2 separate regions of the Mus musculus genome follow, and region 1 is linked to region 2. The links are chromatin loops, found by intact Hi-C in ENCODE. Cell type or tissue: gastrocnemius. All regions are shown on one strand. Links, peaks and the distances in the headings refer to the core of each region. The heading gives the core; the rest is flanking DNA. Region 1 overlaps Iqsec2 (IQ motif and Sec7 domain 2). Region 2 holds the start of Kdm5c (lysine (K)-specific demethylase 5C).

Region 1 (4,394 bases), core at 145-4,144, 57 kb after region 2:
GTTTCAGCTTGTTGAGTGCCACCACACCTGGCTTACCTCATAGGTTCTTGTCAAGGTTCCATAGGCTCAAGTATGCTCATGATAATGGAAGAGTATCGTTTGAGCAACAGCTCCCAGTGGATAGAGGGGGTACTTTTGAGAAGCCCATTTGCTTCAGGCATGGGGAAGAATTCTAGGAAAATACCTATTAATGAACTGCCTTTGTATGATTCAGGCATATCTAAGCATGTTACATAAACTTATATAATGACTCACAAGGAGCTGAATGAATTCAGAGTGAGGAACTTTCTTCCAGCCACAGGGTACTAGTAAGTCCTTCATCTGGCAGGTACTGTGGACTAGGCACAGTGCTGGCTTCTAAAGGGAGATAATGTCCTGTCTTCAGGAAGTGTATGTCTGAGCGGAGACAGATATTATGTTCACATGGAGACAGGAAGGAGAAAGAATTCTATGCAGAAGAAAAGACCTGAGCTACTGCTTCCAGGAACTTCAAAGAGGCCAATGTGGCAGAGGTAACATTGCAGAACACACATGAGGCTGGAGGTGCAGGAGGGGTTCAATATTGCAAATCCTTGGAGGCCATCATAGGCTTTCCTTACTTAAACTAGGGTAAGTTTGGAAGTCTATGGTTCATTGCTAGGCAGGGAAGGGAGTACCTGTAAAGCCCCTGGAGTTGTATGGAAAGTATTCTCAGAGAAATATATTTTCTAGATTCCATCCGATACCTAGATGGATGTGTGATTCCAAAGGGTAGAGAAGCTTGCAATTAGATTCCATGCTTTAAATACCCAGTAAATAAGCAGGTATCATAGATCCTTAGGTGACCTAGCTCCCATCTTCCACCTTCAGCTAATCTTGGTCTCCCTCCATTTTGTTTTGTTTTGAGATAGGGTTTTACCTCAGAGTCCAGGCTGGCCTTACACTTGAGCTCCTTCTGCCTGCATCTTATCAGTATTATGGTTACAGAAATGTACCACATCCCCCCCCCCAACCTGCACCTCACCCAGACAGAATGACTTCTAATTCCCAGGCATACTCAGCGGCTCCATGCCTCATCTTTTTTTTTTTAATTTTTTATTGGGTATTTATTTCTTTTTTTTTTTAAAGATTTATTTATTTATTTATTATATGTAAGTACATTGAAGCTGTCTTCAGACACTCCAGAAGAGGGGGTCAGATCTTGTTACGGATGGTTGTGAGCCACCATGTGGTTGCTGGGATTTGAACTCTGGACCTTCGGAAGAGCAGTCGGGTGCTCTAACCCACTGAGCCATCTCACCAGCCCGGGTATTTATTTCTTTTACATTTCCAATGCTATCCCAAAAGTCCCCCACACGCTCCCCCACCCACCCACTCCCACTTGGCCCTGGCATTCCCCTGTACTGAGGCATATAAAGTTTGCACGACCAATGGGCCTCTCTTTCCACTGATGGCCGACCAGGCCATCTTCTGATTCATATTCCATGCCTCATCTTAACTTGTGCTCTCCCCCTGGCCTCCCAGAGCCACCTCCCCACCTGAATAGTCTTCAAAAATCAGCTAGAAGCTGTGTCTTCTGGGAACCTGCCCTGATCCCATCTAGGCAGGGTGAATCACCTCCCTAGTCCCCTTCCACCCTGCTCGTCTCTCAGCCACCTTCTCTCAACACTGTTCACAGTTTCATCTACTTAATTTGGAAATCTGTAGGAACAGGTGTCTCACTGATCCCAATGTCCCCAGCACCTAGCACAGGCCCAGCTGGTTATAAATGTTGGTGGGAGACGATATACACAGCACAGCTGCAAGATAGGCCAGTGGACACTAGAGGGCACTGAAGCCACTATAATATAGTGAGGCTAACATACAGACCCACCTAGGAGGTTGCCTGGTCCTGTACACATTTCAAGGAGCCCAGGAAGCATGGAAACTCCTCAGCTGAGCCCTGTAGCTCCCTAGCAGTGGTACAACTGACGGGGGCCCCAGTTCCAGCCTCCTAAAGTACACTCTTCTAATTTCCAGATTCTTCTCTTAACAACCCACTCCCACTGCAGACGAAGCTTTAGTTCCGCACAAATCCAGGTGCCAACCACGCCTCCCACACTTCCAGCATATAATACTGTCCATTTCATCTCACACCACATCATCCTCCCTTAGATCACTTCTACTCATCCTCTAAGTCTCAGTTTGGACCATCAGCTTGGGAATTGTCCCTGATACTAAGACACTAAGGCATTCTTATAATTGTGGATATTTTCTGTTTCCTAACCAGACAGGGGAGTCCAGCGCAGGGTCCATCACTTTACTGTGCACCATCTTATTTGCCATATTGAATCAACTGGTATTGGTAGCTACTCAATAAATCATCTTTGAATGAAGGACAAAATGCATGAATTGGCGAGTCACTTCACTTCCTCTAGATATGTTTGCCCACCCTTAAATCGCCTCTAATTGGCAGAATGGTCATGAAGACTAAAGATAATGTGTGTCAAGTAGTCTCTAACACTACCTAAAATTCAATAGATATTTTCAGAGCTAAAAGCAATAATTAGTATTTGGAATAATAAAAACAAAGTAAGAAGAGGAGAAAAGAAAAGAGACTCTGCCCGAGCCTGGAATAATCTCTGTCACGTAGACTTAACAGTAATACTACATATTTATTAAAAATAATATCAGCATCTCTTGCTGGACCAGAACCAGAAGGCCCCAGATGAGGTGTTAAGAAGACTTTAGTTTTAGCTAGAGGATGCTAGGTCAGGGTCAACTTCAGAGCTATGGGCATTGCCCTCACATCTGGAGACCAGTCATTACTGGCACAGCTGGTTCCTAACTCTTTACTAATAGGTGAAAACTTGTCTAAGGGGTCATTAATTCCCTCTGTAATTAATGTAGAAACTGCAGGGTTTGTATTAATGGAGAAGTAAGCTCAAGCGTCATGTTGCTAATATTGATAATGTGTGTCTGTAATTATATACTACAAATAACTATAAATGTAGTCACTGAACTAACAAAACAGAAAAATATCTAAAGTGACCATGAATTTGGTAGCAGCTACACCATCAGGACCATTATGCCAGTTGTTCTGAGGCTATGAAGACTGCCACAAACTGGTAGCAATGATCATTTGTACTATGCACTTGAAAGGTATTTTTGGACTGGACATGGTGGCACATCCCCTTAATTCCAGCACTCAGGAATGCTCTCAATGGGAGTTCAAGGCCAGATGTGTCTACATAGAGAGTTCCAGGTTAGCCAGGGATACATAGTGGGGCTCCATCCTCCCCTGCCTCCACCCCAAAAAAGTTTAAAAGGCATTTTGACTTAAAATAAATAAATAAGCAGGGTACCTTAGGAATAGAGCATATGTCTAGCATGCATGAGGTTCTGGGTTCAATACAAATATCATAAGAAAAAGTGAAGAATTTGTTTTATATATAATAGTGTTTTGATATATGAACATGGAACTTGAAAACAGAGAAGAAAGGTCACCTGGAATTAAGTAGAGACCAAAAACTCAGTGGATGGGCAATCTTAACATCTGACCTCAAATTTTTGTTCGTTTGTTTTCTGAGACAGAGTTTCTTTGTTTAGCCCTGGCTGTCATGGACCTCACCCTGAAGACCTGGCTGGCCTCAAACTCCTGTGTCTGCTACCCAAGTGCTGGAATTAAAGGCATGTGCCACGCACGACACCCAACTCCTATGCTCGCTTTTGTGCATGTAAAAACCTTGCTCAGTGCAAAAGAAATACCAGGTTCTAAGTATTTTATCTCTCTACCCTCATCCATTTTCAAGAGAACAGAAATCCACCTCGATGTCTTGTATTACCAGAGGCTGGACAGGATCTTTGCAGTTAAATGACAGGGACCTTAAGTCACATAGCTTCTAGGTTGTGACCATGCTAGTATACCACAGCAGCAGAAAAAGCCACAGAGAAGAATTTGCAAAGAGGGGGGAGGGGTCAAGCAAGCTATGAGGGATAAAACCAAGACATAGGCCCAAGAGATTCACAGAGTCAAAGAGCAATCTTGTTCGTTGACTTCGGGTCTTGATTTTGGTGGTGAAAATGCATGGCTATCATTAATTTATTGTTCTTAATTTTGTGAGGTGTAGCCTCAGTCTAGTCCTCCCCTCTCTATTCTTGAGCTAGCTTGGCTAAATTTCTGTTCCCTGCAACAAGATGTACCCAAACTATAACAAGTGAAATTTGGGAATGCAAGCACGGGGCTGGTATACGGGAAACATCAGGAGAAGTGACTGCAATTATTATGGCATTTGTCTTTGTTAGCCCAAATGCTCCCTCTCTCATTTCCTGACACTTGCTATTACAGCCAGACGTTCACACAGAGAGACACTCAGTGACACACAGAGACAAATGCAGCAACCACCAGATTTGCTTATGTGCAGACACCCTGACAT
Region 2 (4,394 bases), core at 83-4,082:
ATTTGGGAAGCAAAGGAAGATTTCCATATCTCCACTATTGTTCCTGGGGACCCAAGAAAACCTTATCTTATAGGATCATCTACATTCTGAGCCTGAGGTAGAATCCAGATCTTCTGAGAAGGCCATACCAAGCTAACTGGTCTAAACTTCTCCATAGGAAGGCTGTGGGGACCATGTGCAAGAAGGTTCTGACATTACCTTCAACTAGAAAACGCAGGAGCCAGAAAGAGCACTCCCTGTGAGAATGATTTCCTGACTGGCCACCAGGCTAGGATATTATCAGAGATGAATTGGCCTGACAGCGTGAGTAAACATGAGTCAACACACACAGAAGCAAACCAATGACCACATCAAGCACCTTCACAGTCACAGTAATTACCACTTACCAGAGTGCACTATGTTACCTGGTTTAATCTAATTATTCCCAGCACACAATTCACAGGCTCAGGGATTACTTTACATGCCCAAGGTCATACAGCTGCTAACCTTCTAAGTAGTTTTAAACTCACGTCTGACTCCCTTTTGAGACGTGATCTTTCCACTACACCACACAGCTTGCCTTAAAGGGAATAATGACAGTAGTCGTTACTTTGTAACTGCCTCGACCAGGGTGATACAAAGTAAAAGATGGGAGTCTCTGTGCCTCCCTGCGAACTCTCCCCAGCCCATTAAGCATCTGTGTATTGAATCAAGGGAAATTCTCAAGAGCAGAGTGGGAGTGGGTCTCAGACCCCAGGTCACTTGTATGCCACAAAACGAGGAGCCCTGACCCCAGCACCCTTTTTCCGCTTCGTGAGGCATCCACAAAATACCAGCCATCCCATATTCTTCCCACACCTGCTGCCCTCCGCCCGGGACTTCACCACTGGCTACCCGGATCCACCCACAAACTCGCCGCTGGCGACCATCAGCTCCCAGCCTTACCGCGGGTGGGCGGATCTTGCAAATGCCGGACTTCTCGGCGATGGGTCTGATTTTCGCGATGTAGCCAAGAGGGTCTCGGAACTCGGCCCAGCTAGGCTCGAACACCGGACACTCCGGCGGCGGTAGGAAATCGTCGGACCCCAGCTCCATGGTGGGCCCGAGGGCTGGGCCAGAGATCGGGAGGGCTCAGGTCGCCCTTAAGGACGCATGGCGCCGCCGCTGTCTGAAACCGAGGTACTTCTCGGAGTCTAGGCCCTAAGCAGGACGGCCACCGCCCGTCAAGGGCTTAGGGGGGCGGGTGCCGTGCTCTAAAAGTCTCAGGCTGAGGTTCCTTTTACAGGTTCTTAGTCCTGTTCCGTTTCTTCCACACCTTACCGCTGCCTCCCAACTACTGAAGCCTTCACTACTACAGTTAAGTCCCAGTCGCGGCAGGTTTCACCGCTGCCACCGCCATCTTGGTTTGTCAGCGTCTCCTCCCCCCCACCTCTGTACCTCACCACAACAAACCAGATCCCTCCGCAAGGTGTCTCTCCGAGTTCCGTTTACTTTGAGTCAGAAAAAAACCTAGGAAGCCTTCATCATGTGATGACCGAAAGAAATCGGGTTGTATATGTCCCTTATTTGGAGGTGGTTAGTTAAAAACATTTCTCAGGCTAAGAGAAAATAGTTCATTTCATTGGCGGAAGAACAAAATTGTAAATCGATGGCCGGATCCTTTTACCGGATGGACCGGCGATGCACGTTTAAAGGCCAGTGATGCGCATGCGCAGTCTCTAGACAAACCGGAAGAGGAGCTAGTGTCCATAAGTAGTGAGCCTAAACTAGTACGCGCCCATGCGCGCTCGCACACGCTCGCGCACGCGCACGCACACACCCTAGATCCCAAGCCGGTTGTCTCCTCCCCAATGTCCTTTGCTGCTTCTCTCAGGTCCTTTCAGTGAGAACCACGGAAGGCGGTGATTTCGAGGAACCTCCGCCCCCTTCCTCCCCCTCCCCCTCCCATTCCGCGTGTCTACTGCTGAGTGAATTGAAGATTTACCAGACTTACACCTCTGAGGTTTTTGTTTTTAAATGAAAGAAGGAAACTCCTCACTCCCTAGAGAATGTGGAGTTTTAGAAGCTTCAGTCCCACGTAGAGTAAAAATGCATTATTCTCCCCAGTATCATTGGCCATCAGCATTTTAAAGAATGCTTTCGACTGTTTGGTATACATTGTAACTATATAAACACTTTGTATAATATGTGTGTATCCATTTTTGTAGCAACTACTGCTACAAAAAAACCAAAAGGCCTGGATGTTTACATTTTTGTTTATTCCATGTATATGCAGTACATAGAGGCTAAAAAGGGGGGGATTTTGAGTTTGAGACCAGCCTGAGCTACATAGCAAGATCCTGCCTCACAAAGTAGTAGTAGTAGTAGTACTAGTAGTAATATTATTATTACTAATGGCCGGGCAGTAGGTGGCACATGCCATTAATCCCAGCACTTGGGAGGCAGAGGCAGGTTGTACAGTGAGTTCTTGTCTCCAAAAAAAAAAAAAAAAAGGGCAGGCATGGTGGCATACATCTTTAATTCCAGTACTCAGGAGGCAGAGGTAGATGAATCTCTGAGTTCAATGTCATCCTGGTCTACAGAACTACTTCCAGGATAGCCAGGATAGGGCTACTCCCCATCTCAAAAACTCAATAGTAATAATAGTAATAATAATGTAAAGTAATGGAACTGGACAGGAGAAAAGGCATTAAAATTAAGGTTAGTAAGTTTGCTGTTCCTCACCTGAAGACATTTTGCTTTTCTACCTGAGGAACATCTCTGTAAAGAGTAAAGAACACCAGGCTTTTGGTCTCAGCACCACCCATTCTTCCTCCAGTCTCCTCTAATGTCCTTAGCCCAGACATACCACAGGGCAAAAGGAAACCGAGCAGTCTTTTAAGCCAGTGATATAAAATGCATTGATTTGTATTTGTGAAAGTCATACTATGCAACAGGAACTTTTGTGAGCATGTGAAAATACAAAAGCATGCCTTCCTGGAACAGATTATTTACTCACTGGGCCCTGCCAAGTACCTCACGTCCCTGACCCTTGGTTTTCTTGTTCATAAAATGAAGTTAAGTAATCCTTTCATTACTTAGGAAGATTAGAGATAATAATATCTGCGTCTCTTTTTTAAAAAATTATTTTCATTGCTAATTTATTTATTTTTGTATTTATTTATTTTATGTATACGAGTACATTGTAATTGTCTTCAGACACACACCAGAAGAGGGTATTGGATCCCATTACAGATGGTTATGAGCCACTGTGTGGTTGCTGGGAATTGAATGCAGGACCTCTGGAAGAACAGTCAGTACTCTTAACCACTGAGCCATCTCACCAGCCTAATGTCTGCCTTTCTTTAAGAGCCAAGTGCTACAGGGCAGTGGTGGTGCACGCCTTTAATCCCAGCACTTGGGAGGCAGAGGCAGGCAGATTTCTGAGTTCGAGGCCAGCCTGGTCTACAGAGTGAGTGCCAGAATAGCCAGGGCTACACAGAGAAACCCTGTATCGAAAAAAAAAAAAGAAAGAAAATTAAAAAAAAAAAAAGCCAAGTGCTGGGGAGTAGTATTCTCCCATCTTTCAGATGAGTAGAATGAAACTCAGGTCCAAGTCACATAAATAGAAAGTGACAGAGCCAGAATTCAAACCTACAACTGTATGACTCCCATAAATTCTGCCTGTGACAGTCTAGGCTGAAACTTGTTGCTCAGTGAAAGTTGCTCAGTGTTTTCCAAGCTTCAAGTCTTGTTGAGGAACAATCAGAAACTGGGCGCTGTAGGCTCCAGAATTTGGAATTTTCCTTGTGGGGAAAGCTGGTGTGGCCTCGCCCAGCCATCTGGGAGAGGAATTCTGGTATAGAATGTATGCAGAGCAATAACTCAAGGTCTTAACTAAATTCCCAACCACACCCTCATCTCTGTAGCTAAACTACATGAGAATGATACTGCTTTGGTGGTAGGGATAACCCAGTGCCCTAAACATAGAGCTTCATACTCTCTAAACGGGTGCTCTGCTACTGAGCTCTATTCCCAACCCTTGTGACTCTTTTTAATTTGGGTTTCTAAAGTTCCAAAATAGATATGAGCTGTCTTTTTGTCTTTGTTTGTTTGGTCCTTGTTTGCTTGTTTGTTTGACATGAGGTTTCACTTGCTATGTAATCAAGGATGACTTTAAACCCCCGGTCCTCCTGTCTCTACCTCCCAAGTACTGAGTTTACAGGCAGGAGCCACCATTCCCAACTTCCAAATAGCTCTGGAATCCATCTCCTTCTCACCTCTACAACCCTCCTCTACATCACATGTGAACCATTTACTATCCCTTTACCATGGATTTTTAAAAGTTTTTTTTTATTATTATCAGTATTTTATTTTATGTATATGGGTATTTGCCTGAATGTACGTTTGTGGTCTTGGAGGATACTGGATCCCCT

What was found. Peaks named below come from ENCODE experiments on the same cell type or tissue, not always from the same donor. Only the 100,000 strongest peaks of a DNase experiment are listed, where the experiment ranks them.
Region 1: a loop joins it to region 2, with 2.1 times the contacts of the local background. A loop is called at or near these places in 1 of 42 quality-filtered maps.

What each region holds. Positions count from the first base shown.
Region 1 is chrX:152,172,885-152,177,278 of GRCm38, reverse strand. The region is part of intron 2 of Iqsec2 (IQ motif and Sec7 domain 2); the gene reads right to left. Among named protein-coding and RNA genes, the nearest start is that of Gm52430, 28 kb to the left of the region's middle. In gastrocnemius, for the core only: a CTCF peak has its summit at 1,793 (motif pointing right); a DNase peak (open chromatin) is centred at 1,802; H3K27ac peaks cover 67 bases.
Region 2 is chrX:152,230,241-152,234,634 of GRCm38, reverse strand. It overlaps Kdm5c (lysine (K)-specific demethylase 5C), which reads right to left and starts at 1,408. Exons shown (of 26, transcript NM_013668.4): 1 at 925-1,408. The coding sequence starts at 1,074. In gastrocnemius, for the core only: no CTCF peak of the experiment used is centred there; DNase peaks (open chromatin) are centred at 1,137, 1,391 and 1,731; H3K4me3 peaks cover 2,197 bases; H3K27ac peaks cover 2,247 bases.